Linked DNA regions of Homo sapiens: region 1 is linked to region 2. A link is a loop called in an ENCODE intact Hi-C map of the cell type or tissue named here. Cell type or tissue: heart left ventricle. All regions are shown on one strand. Region 1 overlaps AGAP1 (ArfGAP with GTPase domain, ankyrin repeat and PH domain 1). Region 2 overlaps AGAP1 (ArfGAP with GTPase domain, ankyrin repeat and PH domain 1).

Region 1 (5,000 bases), 120 kb after region 2:
TCCAAGTCAAAACTCGAAGATCTAGATGCATTTTTTTGGTCTAACATATTTCCAAAAGAACAATATTTGTTTTGGTAGAACACAACATCTAGATATTATCTATCCTTTAAAAAATCCTAAAATACTATTAAACCTCAAAGAACGTTCCCCGATAGTGACTTGGGGCCTGGGAATCCAAGCATCCCACCAGCGCAGCAGTCTCGCGCCCCGCTGCCCTTCCACCTCCAGGAGGCTGCCCTCGAGGCTGGCCTGCAGCTTCCCACACCCAAGCCCGCACTTAAAGTGGAATCCAGAGACCTTGGTGGAGGCTCAAAGCTGTCCTCTTGTGTGCACCAGCCGAAGGGGGCCTTACAGGGCTCAGGATCCAGCCCCTTCAGGTGACAAACAAAGCAAAGGCTGAAAAAGGTAACCCCAGATCAATCTCCATCCTCTGACAGTGGACACCCAGGCCAACGGGCTCCACCCAGGCCAACGGGCTCCTGGCAAGGCCGCCTGAAGTCAGAACAGCTCCTCCTGCCCTGGGCTCTGTGAGTTTGCTTGTTGCTGTGGGGAGCCCTAAAGGTAGACTAATAATTCTGTATAATAGCTAGATTTCCACATAACTGTGAGATTGCATGAATATAAGGTAAAGTTTGATCCAAGTACATTGTTTTTAGCACACAATGGAATATTAGAACCCAAGTACTGGTGGGCTAAATCATGCATCGGGCTTCAACAAAATGTCCTATTTCCCACCTAGCATTCCCCTGCATGGTCTAGGGGCAGCCCTGGGTCTGGGCAGGGAAGGGGGGGCTCTGGATTTGGAAACAAACGAACTCACCGTGGTCCCACTTCTGCCCCTTAACGAATCCGGGAAACGTCCCTTACCCAGCTGACCCTGTTTATTTTTGTCAGTGGGATGTAAACAATAATTTAATACCCATTTTTCTCACCTGCCAGTCTCATGGGCCAGATGAGATAATATGTGTGAAACAGGTTCGTAAACAATTATAATTTAAGGTAAGCAGTGCTTTTTTTTTTTTTTTTTTTTTTTCAAGAGGCAGTCTTGCTTTGCTCTGTCATCAGGCTGGAGTGCAGTGGCGTGATCTCAGCTCACTGCAGCCTCCGCCTCAAGCGATCCCCCTGCCTCAGCCTCCTCAGTAGCTGGGACTGCAGGCGTGCGCCACCATGCCAGGCTAATTTTTTGTATTTTAGTAGAGACGGGGTTTCACCATGTTGGCCACACTGGTCTCGATCCCCTGACCCTCAGGTGATCTGCCCGTCTCAGCCTCCCAAAGTGCTGGGATTAAAGGCGTGAGCCACCAAGCCAAAAGGTTTGCAAACAACTGTAAACAATTAAAATTTAAGGTAAGCAGTGTTCCTTCTTTCTTTGAAGTTCTGGCACCAGTCAATGCTTCTATGACTCAGGATTGGCTTTCGATTTGGTGACATGCAAGATTCATTCTGATGCCCACTTTTTTAAAAAAAGGTTCATTATGGATGTGATACTAGACATTCCAAACATAAACCCAGATGATGCTTTCACAGAAGTAGTTCTTGGTCTCTGAATCGAGTAACTCATTCCTGCCATCCCCAAACCCCCAAATCTACCAGATGCTGGCTCCAGGGTGAAGGATGTTCATCTCTGGCAAACAGGTTTTGCTTTCCTTAAAAACAGATACATGATCGGCTCTCAGCGGTCTGCTGTTGTGGAGAACAGAAGGCCTTTCTTCTGCCTCCTACATCACATTCACCAAGGGGTTAAAAAAGGGCAGCCGCAAACATATGTGAAGCAATGCCAAGGGTGACCAATGGAACGCAAGCCACTGGCCAGAGCAGATGCCTTACTTCTCACCGGTGAAAGGCCGGGGAAATGGCCGATCTTGGGAACCATGAATATTCAACACTGTTTACAAGAACTCTTCTTCTCTGCAGACCTATAAACATGTTTGCTTGTTTTGTTGTTTTCCTTATAAAACACATACTTATTGGAGAAAGTGTAGAAAATTCTTAAAAAGTAGAAAGAAAAGCTCTGTAATTTCACCAGGCAAACACATCTTTGTGTCTGCAGACAGCACTTAAGCAACCGGAGTGCTGTTCACCACCACACTGCAGCCAAGGGAGGAGGATGTGCATGCCTGCGTTGCCATGGCAACACAGGGCGTACACCGCGTCCTCTATACTCATCGGATCTGCGCTGAAATTCTAGAGTCATTGACTAATTGCTGGTTGAGAACAAATGTTAGACAACAAAAATGTGCTGACCGGGTACAGCTGGCAATTTTTACAAAAGCAGCCTCTTCAAAGACCTCCCTGTTTCTGATGGAGAATGAGTCTAAAATGCTTAAATTTTTCTGTGCCTGCATTTCTTAAATATCGCTTTCCTTCTGGTCTCCCTTAGGGTGTCTTGAATAATTGGTGTTTCCAGCCGTTAGGGACCCACACGTGCCTTGGCAACAAGGTAGGGAGAAGATAAATGATGCCGGGATACAAATGGTGGGTACCAGATAATGCCGTGCTGCACGACAAGCCGGAAGGGCCGGCGTCGTCTGGTGAAAAACAGATTTTAGGATTAGCTAGAATCTTCGCATGTGGCGAAATTCTGCTCTCTGGGTATTAGCTGTGCAGCCTCGGGGTGGTTACAATCTCCCTTTCCTCATCGGTAAAATGGGGATAATTAAGAACAACAATATAAATGAAGATGAGGGGCGTGAAATGCAAAACAGCTCAGCACCTGGAATGTGAAAAGCACTCAATTATTATTTATTACTTATTACCACTTATTTATTACTATTAAATGTTATCTGTCAAAAGAAACATGAGGCTGGGCACAGTGGCTCATGCCTGTAGTCCCAGCACTTTCGGAGGCAGAGGCAGGCGGATCGCTTGAGGTCAGGAGTTTGAGACCAGCCTGGCCAACATGGTGAAACCCATCTCTACTAAAAATACAAAAATTAGCCAGGCATGGTGATGCACGCCTGTGGCCAGCTACTTGGGAGGCTGAGGCACGAGAATCGCTTAAACCTGGGAGACAGAAGTTGCAGTGAGCCAGGATCGCGCCACTGCCCTCCAGCCCGGGGGACAGAGAGAGACTCCGTCTCAAAAAAAAATGGTAATAGGCTGGGCGCGATGGCTCACGCCTGTAATCCCAGCACTTTGGGAGGAAGAGGCGGGCAGATCACGAGGTCAGGAGATCGAGACCATCCTGGCTAACATGGTGAAACCCCATCTCTACTAAAAATACAAAAAATTAGCCAGGCGTGGTAGCGGGCGCCTGTAGTCCCAGCTACTCAGGAGGCTGAGGCAGGAGAATGGCGTGAACCTGGGAGGTGGAGCTTGCAGTGAGCCAAGATCGTGCCACTGCACTCCAGCCTGGGCAACAGAGCGAGACTCCATCTCAAAAAAAAAAAAAAAAAAAAAAAAAAAAGATAATAAAAATAAAAAAGAAACACGAATGTGCAACCTAAAGGAACTGGCATAAAGAGGACAGTAACAAGCACTTTTTTTTTTTTTATTTTGATACAGGGTCTCGCTCTGTTGCCCAGGCTGAAGTGCACTGGCACAATCGTGGTTTTCTACAGCCTCAACCTCCCGGGCTCAAAGGATCTTCCTGCCTCAGCTTCCCGAGTAGCTGGCACTACAGGTGCACACCACCATGTTCAGCTAATTAAAAAAAATCTGTTGTATAGGCGGGGTCTCACTATGCTGCCCAGCCTGGTCTCAAATCCCTGGAGTAAAGCAATCTTCCCACCTTGGCTTCCCAAAGTGCCAGTATTACCAGGCAAGAGCCACACTATTCTTTTTATATATGCCAATTGGAGGAATGATACATCTGAACCAATTTTTTTTTTAAATTCCATTCCTGATGCCAGGTTCTGAAACCAGCCTGAATTCTGATATATTTATATTAAAAGGAAAAAAAAAATGAGCAAATAAACTAATCACATGGCTGGAGAGCTTCTAGCAAGATCCACCTGCTATGCAACAGTTTTTCATCTTCATCTCGGGGATGCTGGAAGAAACCAGAGTCACCGTGTGTCATTTTGATGGGTGCCTGTGCCAAGACTGCAACTTGCAGACCGTCAACCAACCCGTCAACCAACCTGATGGACGCATTCCTTTCTGACAAATGCGGTAAGACCCACCTAACTAGCGACCAAGAATTCCAGTGCTCAAATTCCCCATGAAATGTTGCATAACCGAAACACTTACAAGCAGGACTTCACAGATATGAGAGGAGAAAATACTTCACACATGGAGAGACACTCACTGTCAAGAGGAAAAGATAAAAAGCCACTTGTTTGAAAAACAAATCACTGAAAGTTGCCTATTTACAGCACTGAACATAATTTTACTGAAAGGAGAAGGTATCTAACTAAAGAATTGCATTTCCTGGTGTATACTACAGTTTCTTAAAGCATTTGCTCTCTGACTTTTATACTGCCTCCTAGCACCTGAACTGTGTAACTAGTCATTCTACATTAAGTCATTCAATAAATAATGTATTGAGCACTGCGAAGCACCCATTCTGATCTTGGTGTCTGGCACATATCTGTGCACTCTGGGAGCTCACAGTTCCGCAGTGGTGCACAGACAAGAAAACAAATACAGTAGGTGCCTTAGTTCGTTTTTCATGCTGCTGATAAAGGCATACCCTAGGCTGGGTAATTTATAAACAAAAAGAGGTTTAATGGACTCACAGTTCCAAGTGGCTGGGGAGGCCTCACAATCATGGCAGAAGGTGAAAGGCACATCTTACATGGCGGCAGGCAAGAGAGAGACGAGAGCCGAGCAAAAGGGGTTTCCCCTTATGAAACCACCAGCTCTCAGGAGGCTTATTCACTACCATCAGAACAGTATGGGGGAAACCACCCTCATGATTCAATTATCCCCCACTGGGTCCCTCCCACAACACGTGGGAATTATGGGAGCTATAATTCAAGATGAGATTTGGGTGGGGACACAGCCAAACCATATCAGTAAGAAGTGTGTCCGATGGGCCAGGCACGGTGGCTCACGCC
Region 2 (5,000 bases):
TCTAGTAAAGGAGTCCATGTTTATCCAAGTGTGTGGCATGTTCCTAAAGTCAGACCAGAGCTTCCAGGTAAGCAAGTGATAAAATAACAAAGGGGAACGCATCTGCTGTATACTCAGCCAATGATACAATCTGGTTCCCATTAGTGTGAGCTCCTTTTTCGCAACTACACCACAAGGGCCTGTGCCTGTTTCTCCACTACCACCCTACACAGGTCAAGAACATCTTGGTCATCTCAACCACCACCAAACAAACAGCCATCCCCATTACATGTCAGACACAGCCTTGATGCCAGGAATAGGGTGAACAAGACAAGGTCTCTGTCCTGATAGAGGTTTTTGTCCAGAATAGCAGCAGAAGGAAACTGACTCATGTAAGACAAGGAGAGCCGGGCTAGGGGCTGGGGGTTGGGGGTAAGCTGCAGGCAGGCTCAGCATGCACCTCTCGGAGAAAACGGTTGGGGGCTGCTTTTCAATCACCACTCTGAAGAAAAAAATAGTCACATAATGATTGGCCCCACCCAATACAACCTAATACATAACCAAATAAGTAAACTATTGATTGAAAATCTTCCGATACCCACCAAAACAGTGGTGCTTGAATATTTCAGCATCTCCCACTGTCTCTCAAATAGCCTGCATGGTCAACTAAACATATTTAGTAATACACGTTTGGTTCTTGGGAGGAAAATGATTTTTAATATTTTATACATTTATTTTAAGCATAAAAAAGGTAAATGGCATGGTAGCTCACACCTGTAATACCAGCACTTTGGGAGGCCAAGTCAAGAAGATCGCTTGAACCCAGGAGTTCAAGGTATAGTGGGCTATGATGGCACCACTGCACTCCAGCCCAGGTGACAGAGTGAGACCTTGTCTCGTTTTTTTTTTTTTTTTTTTTTAAAAGGTAAACAAAAGAGCATTGCAAAACTGGAGAAAGTGCCTAACTCCTCATCTGGGGTATTTAAATAATGCTTTCTCACCAAGTAACAGCACCATGACCTGAGACGGATGCACAATGGCACAAGTGTTAGAATCCAGAGAGGGCAGGAAGCAAGTGGGACAGCAGAGTGCCAAGCAGGGGACCCTTGGCAGTTACTCGGCTGCCGACACGGGCACACAGGCTCCTTGTCCCTCAGACCCTATTTCTCTACACTAGTGCTTCCTATGTGAACATAACTTTAGATTAAATAATAATCGGCTTTACATGAACTCTCTTTTTCAATATGCAATTCAGGAAGTGAGTATGTAAAAGTACGGGCTTATGAGCTGTTTGTCCACATATAATTCTCTGAATGTAAATAAGGTACTTGTTTCAAGAAACTAAGAAAGGATGGTTGCTATTCGATGAGCCTGCATGGAGAAACTAAGAAATCCTACGTGATTTGACTGTTCTATGCCTTTTTTCCATACTGTAGGGTAGGGGGCTGGCGAACTGCCTGTGTAAAAGGCCAGAAAGTAAACATTTTAGGCCTTGCATGTTGTATCCTTCTTTGTTTTTATGTTTACAACCCTTTAAAGAAACTAAAAACCTCTGTTCTCAGGCAGTAGCAACACGGAAGAGGTGACAAGTCGCTGCTGTAGTCTCATCTTTGGTATTTCTTTTGTTGACAGATGCACTTTACTCTTCTAACTGCCAGACTCCTTTTTCTCTGGGGACTCTGGAAAACGCATTTGTAATTCTTACAATCCTGTGGTGACACTGTAATGGCTTTAATGGAAGGAGGCCAGCAGGTTGTCTCCAGGCCTCTGTCCCCATCCTAGCTTGGATTTTGGTCCCCAAGAATAACCAAGTGGACCAACGCCCTGAGCTGGAAAGCACCAAGACCCGGTCCAGCCTCTCATCCACAGGTGGCAGAGGTGAGACCGCCGTGAGACTGCCCCTACAGCATCCTCCTGGGGGAGGGGGTCACTGGCTCTCAGGCTGAGCTGACCCTGCAAGGCCCAGTGGTTCTTCCAGGAACCTCCTGCCTCTGGAACATCTTGGAACGAGCTGCATCTGCCACTGAGGTACTGCCAGGCTCCCTGGGGCTCCCAGCCGAGATGCTGCCCAAGTTGAAGTGGCTGCCAGGTCACATGGTTCTAGACGGCCCAAACACACCTGGGAATCAGTTTTTCTTAGGCCCAATAAGCGGATGCGGCTCCTCAAGGGGCACACGCCCTAGTTAGTGCAGGGGGCTTCATGGTGATGGGTTCCAGCAGCTCATCCCATTAGTCAATGTCAAGGTCCAGAGGTGGCCTGGGGATTCCCCTATCTGTCCTCTTAGGTCCCCCTCCAAAGCCAGTGCTCCTGCTAATAGCCTGGCTGGAGCCCTGGAGCCCAGCCACTCTGACTCTTATCATGCCTCTGCCTGGCCAACCCCACTTCTCCTCTCTCCGTCCCTGGGACATGGAAGACCCACACAGCAGCTGGCCTGGTCCCCTGCCAGATGGTGTGGTCACATCACGCCTGGGTTTTGACCATTCCTCCACAACCCCTGCTCTCGTCCAGGCTCCAAACCTCCCTTCTTCATCCAACCTAAACCTACTCCCTTCTTCTTAGTGTCTAGAGGGCAATGCTGCAGGCTGGCTTCCCCTCCTCCCCGCCCCGCTCTTGCTCCACTAGGCACGCTTTCATTTCAATGTATTTGGCCTTCAAAGAGCAAGTGTTGATTTTTTCCTTCTTGCTTATGGTGGTGTTAATTTTTAAAAAAATATACAACATTAAGAAATGGGGCTCAGAAAATAAATGCTGGCGACATGGGCTGCCCTCATACAACAAGAACAGACCACCACCAGCTTTCGGACCCAGGGCAGGCACCAGCAGCTCTCACACTAGCACTCCTCCTGCACACAGACCCTGCCTCAGAATCCTCCTGAACACTGTGCGTTCCAGAAGCCAACAAGCATGGATAAAGGACTACACTGTGAGTTGAATCAGGTTTCCATTTCTGGTCTGGGTCAATCATTCATGAATTTGTTAGTTTAAGCCATTGGAATCATATGAAACTGTCATCTTTTGCAGATTATTGGCAGCTGTATATAGCCTAATTTACATTGATTTAAGAGCACGCACACACACACACACACACACACACAGAGTCTGGGCCCAGTCCTTTTCAGATCTCACAGCCAGCCAGTAGCACATGAAATGGAGCGGGGAGCTTGGGGGCACTTTCACTACATCTCAGATTCTCCTGATGTAATTCTTTCTGGCACTCGACCTAATTTGCCGTTGGGAGTTTCTTTCAACTTCTACTTCCCTTGTCTCCATCGTCCTGGCCCTTGGAATTTGCCATGGGCAGAGAAGTGGCACTTAGTGTCCAGGCCCCCACTGGGCAGACACGGTCTTACAAGGACGCAGCATTTTCTTTGGGGAGTTGCGAGAGGCAATCCCAGCTCTAATCGGTGCTGAGTGGAACGTGTGCTCTGCACATTCAATTTCATTCCCGGCCTTCTCTGAAGTGTCAATCTCTCCATTCTGACCCACAGCCAGGCCCCCAAACTAGACATGCTGCACCCCCACCCTGTCTTTTCTCTGCACTTCGTCTTTTTCAGTATGCTACCTTCCAGAGGAAACCATTGAACCCTGATTGCTGGACTGCTACGCCTAAGAAAGGCTATATTATGATCAATATGGGTACCTCCTGAGAGACTGATCGCTCCCCTTTCCTGACACCGATAAAACAGGTTGGGGGAGAAGCGGAGAGGAGGAGTGGTGGTGAGCTAATGCGGTTGATGATGTTGGAGGAAGGATGTAAAAACATTATTTTGTGAGCTGACATTTTTAAGATCCAAACAATGTATAACATTCCAAAGACTAAGCTTTCAGCATTGGAGATTAAGAAGCAAAAACTTGCCTGAAAATGTCAGAGGTCCACAGCCCAAGTGAGACTGTAAAAGTCACAAGGAGACACTTACCAGAGGTAGCTTTGGGGTGAATTCAAACATACCCCAGGTGCTTCTCCTTTAGCACCCAAGTTCAAACCGTGCAAGCTGGGTGTAACGTGATCTGTGAATTAGGAAAGAGAACTGCATTGCACAACACCCCCTCCCCCCAGCCCCACCCTGGCTAAAATGTTTAAAACGGACAAACCCTGAAGACACAGGGTTGGGACTTGCCTCCCGGCCTTTTCTGGAGTCCACCTTCTGCCCAGCCCTAGTCTATCATACTCCTGCTCAAGCCACTCAGCTCAATTAGGCTGACCTCATCTCCCCACCCGAAGGGACAGAACAATCAAAACATCCCCTCCAACCTGTGATACTGATTGTTTTAGGGAAAAGCACCTGACTCAAATGAGGCCACATGGAACTGACTTAGAGTCTTTTGCTGTAGCTATTGACAAAAATCCTCACCTTTCCCTCCTCACCACATCTGAGCACTAAGGACCGAAACCACCATGAAGGGCTTGCTACCAAGTGGGGAGACCTTGCTGGGCATGATGCCCACCCAACACAGGCAAGAAATGGGGGAGAGGGCTCCTCAAGAACTTCAGTGCATCAGGAGATTAGGGTCTTTCTAAAACTAAATCCATCCCCTTGGCAGCTCCAGAGATGCAAGTTAAGAAGTTAATAATTCACCACTGGCCCACCCCCTCCCTGCCTTTCTATTTTAGCTAACCTAAGTTGGTCAACTATCTCATGCAACCAAAAGAGCATTGACTAACACAGCGAGCATGGCCCCGGGGCTTCCAGACCAGAGCAGGCGGTTCCCTGGCCAGGGGCACAGTGGTCTGCTATAATCTGGTTTCCTGGACCTGGAGCTGGGCTTCCAGAGAGATGGCGTGATCAAGGCCAAAGACATGGGCAGACGGGAGGAGCAGTGAACACAGGTGAAAGTGTGTGATGGTGGTTCCATTGGGATAGATTCAATGGCTCTGTTAATCCGCAATAAACAGGTAAATGCACCCACAGCCTCAGAACACTTTTGGGGTAAAATTTCTCTAGGAAAAATGATTTGTAATTACATACGTGAAACTTTCTAGGCTCTAGTCTCCATTTTCCTCTTAAAGAACGGTTTTGTT

Evidence for each region. Peaks named below come from ENCODE experiments on the same cell type or tissue, not always from the same donor. Only the 100,000 strongest peaks of a DNase experiment are listed, where the experiment ranks them.
Region 1: a loop joins it to region 2, with 3 times the contacts of the local background. A loop is called at or near these places in 3 of 110 quality-filtered maps.

The regions. Positions count from the first base shown.
Region 1 is chr2:235,602,979-235,607,978 of GRCh38, reverse strand. The region is part of intron 1 of AGAP1 (ArfGAP with GTPase domain, ankyrin repeat and PH domain 1); the gene reads right to left. Among named protein-coding and RNA genes, the nearest start is that of TNRC17, 88 kb to the right of the region's middle. In heart left ventricle, no CTCF peak of the experiment used is centred here; a DNase peak (open chromatin) is centred at 2,118; H3K27ac peaks cover 672 bases.
Region 2 is chr2:235,726,377-235,731,376 of GRCh38, reverse strand. All of the region lies in intron 3 of AGAP1 (ArfGAP with GTPase domain, ankyrin repeat and PH domain 1), which reads right to left. Among named protein-coding and RNA genes, the nearest start is that of TNRC17, 210 kb to the right of the region's middle. In heart left ventricle, no CTCF peak of the experiment used is centred here; a DNase peak (open chromatin) is centred at 2,396.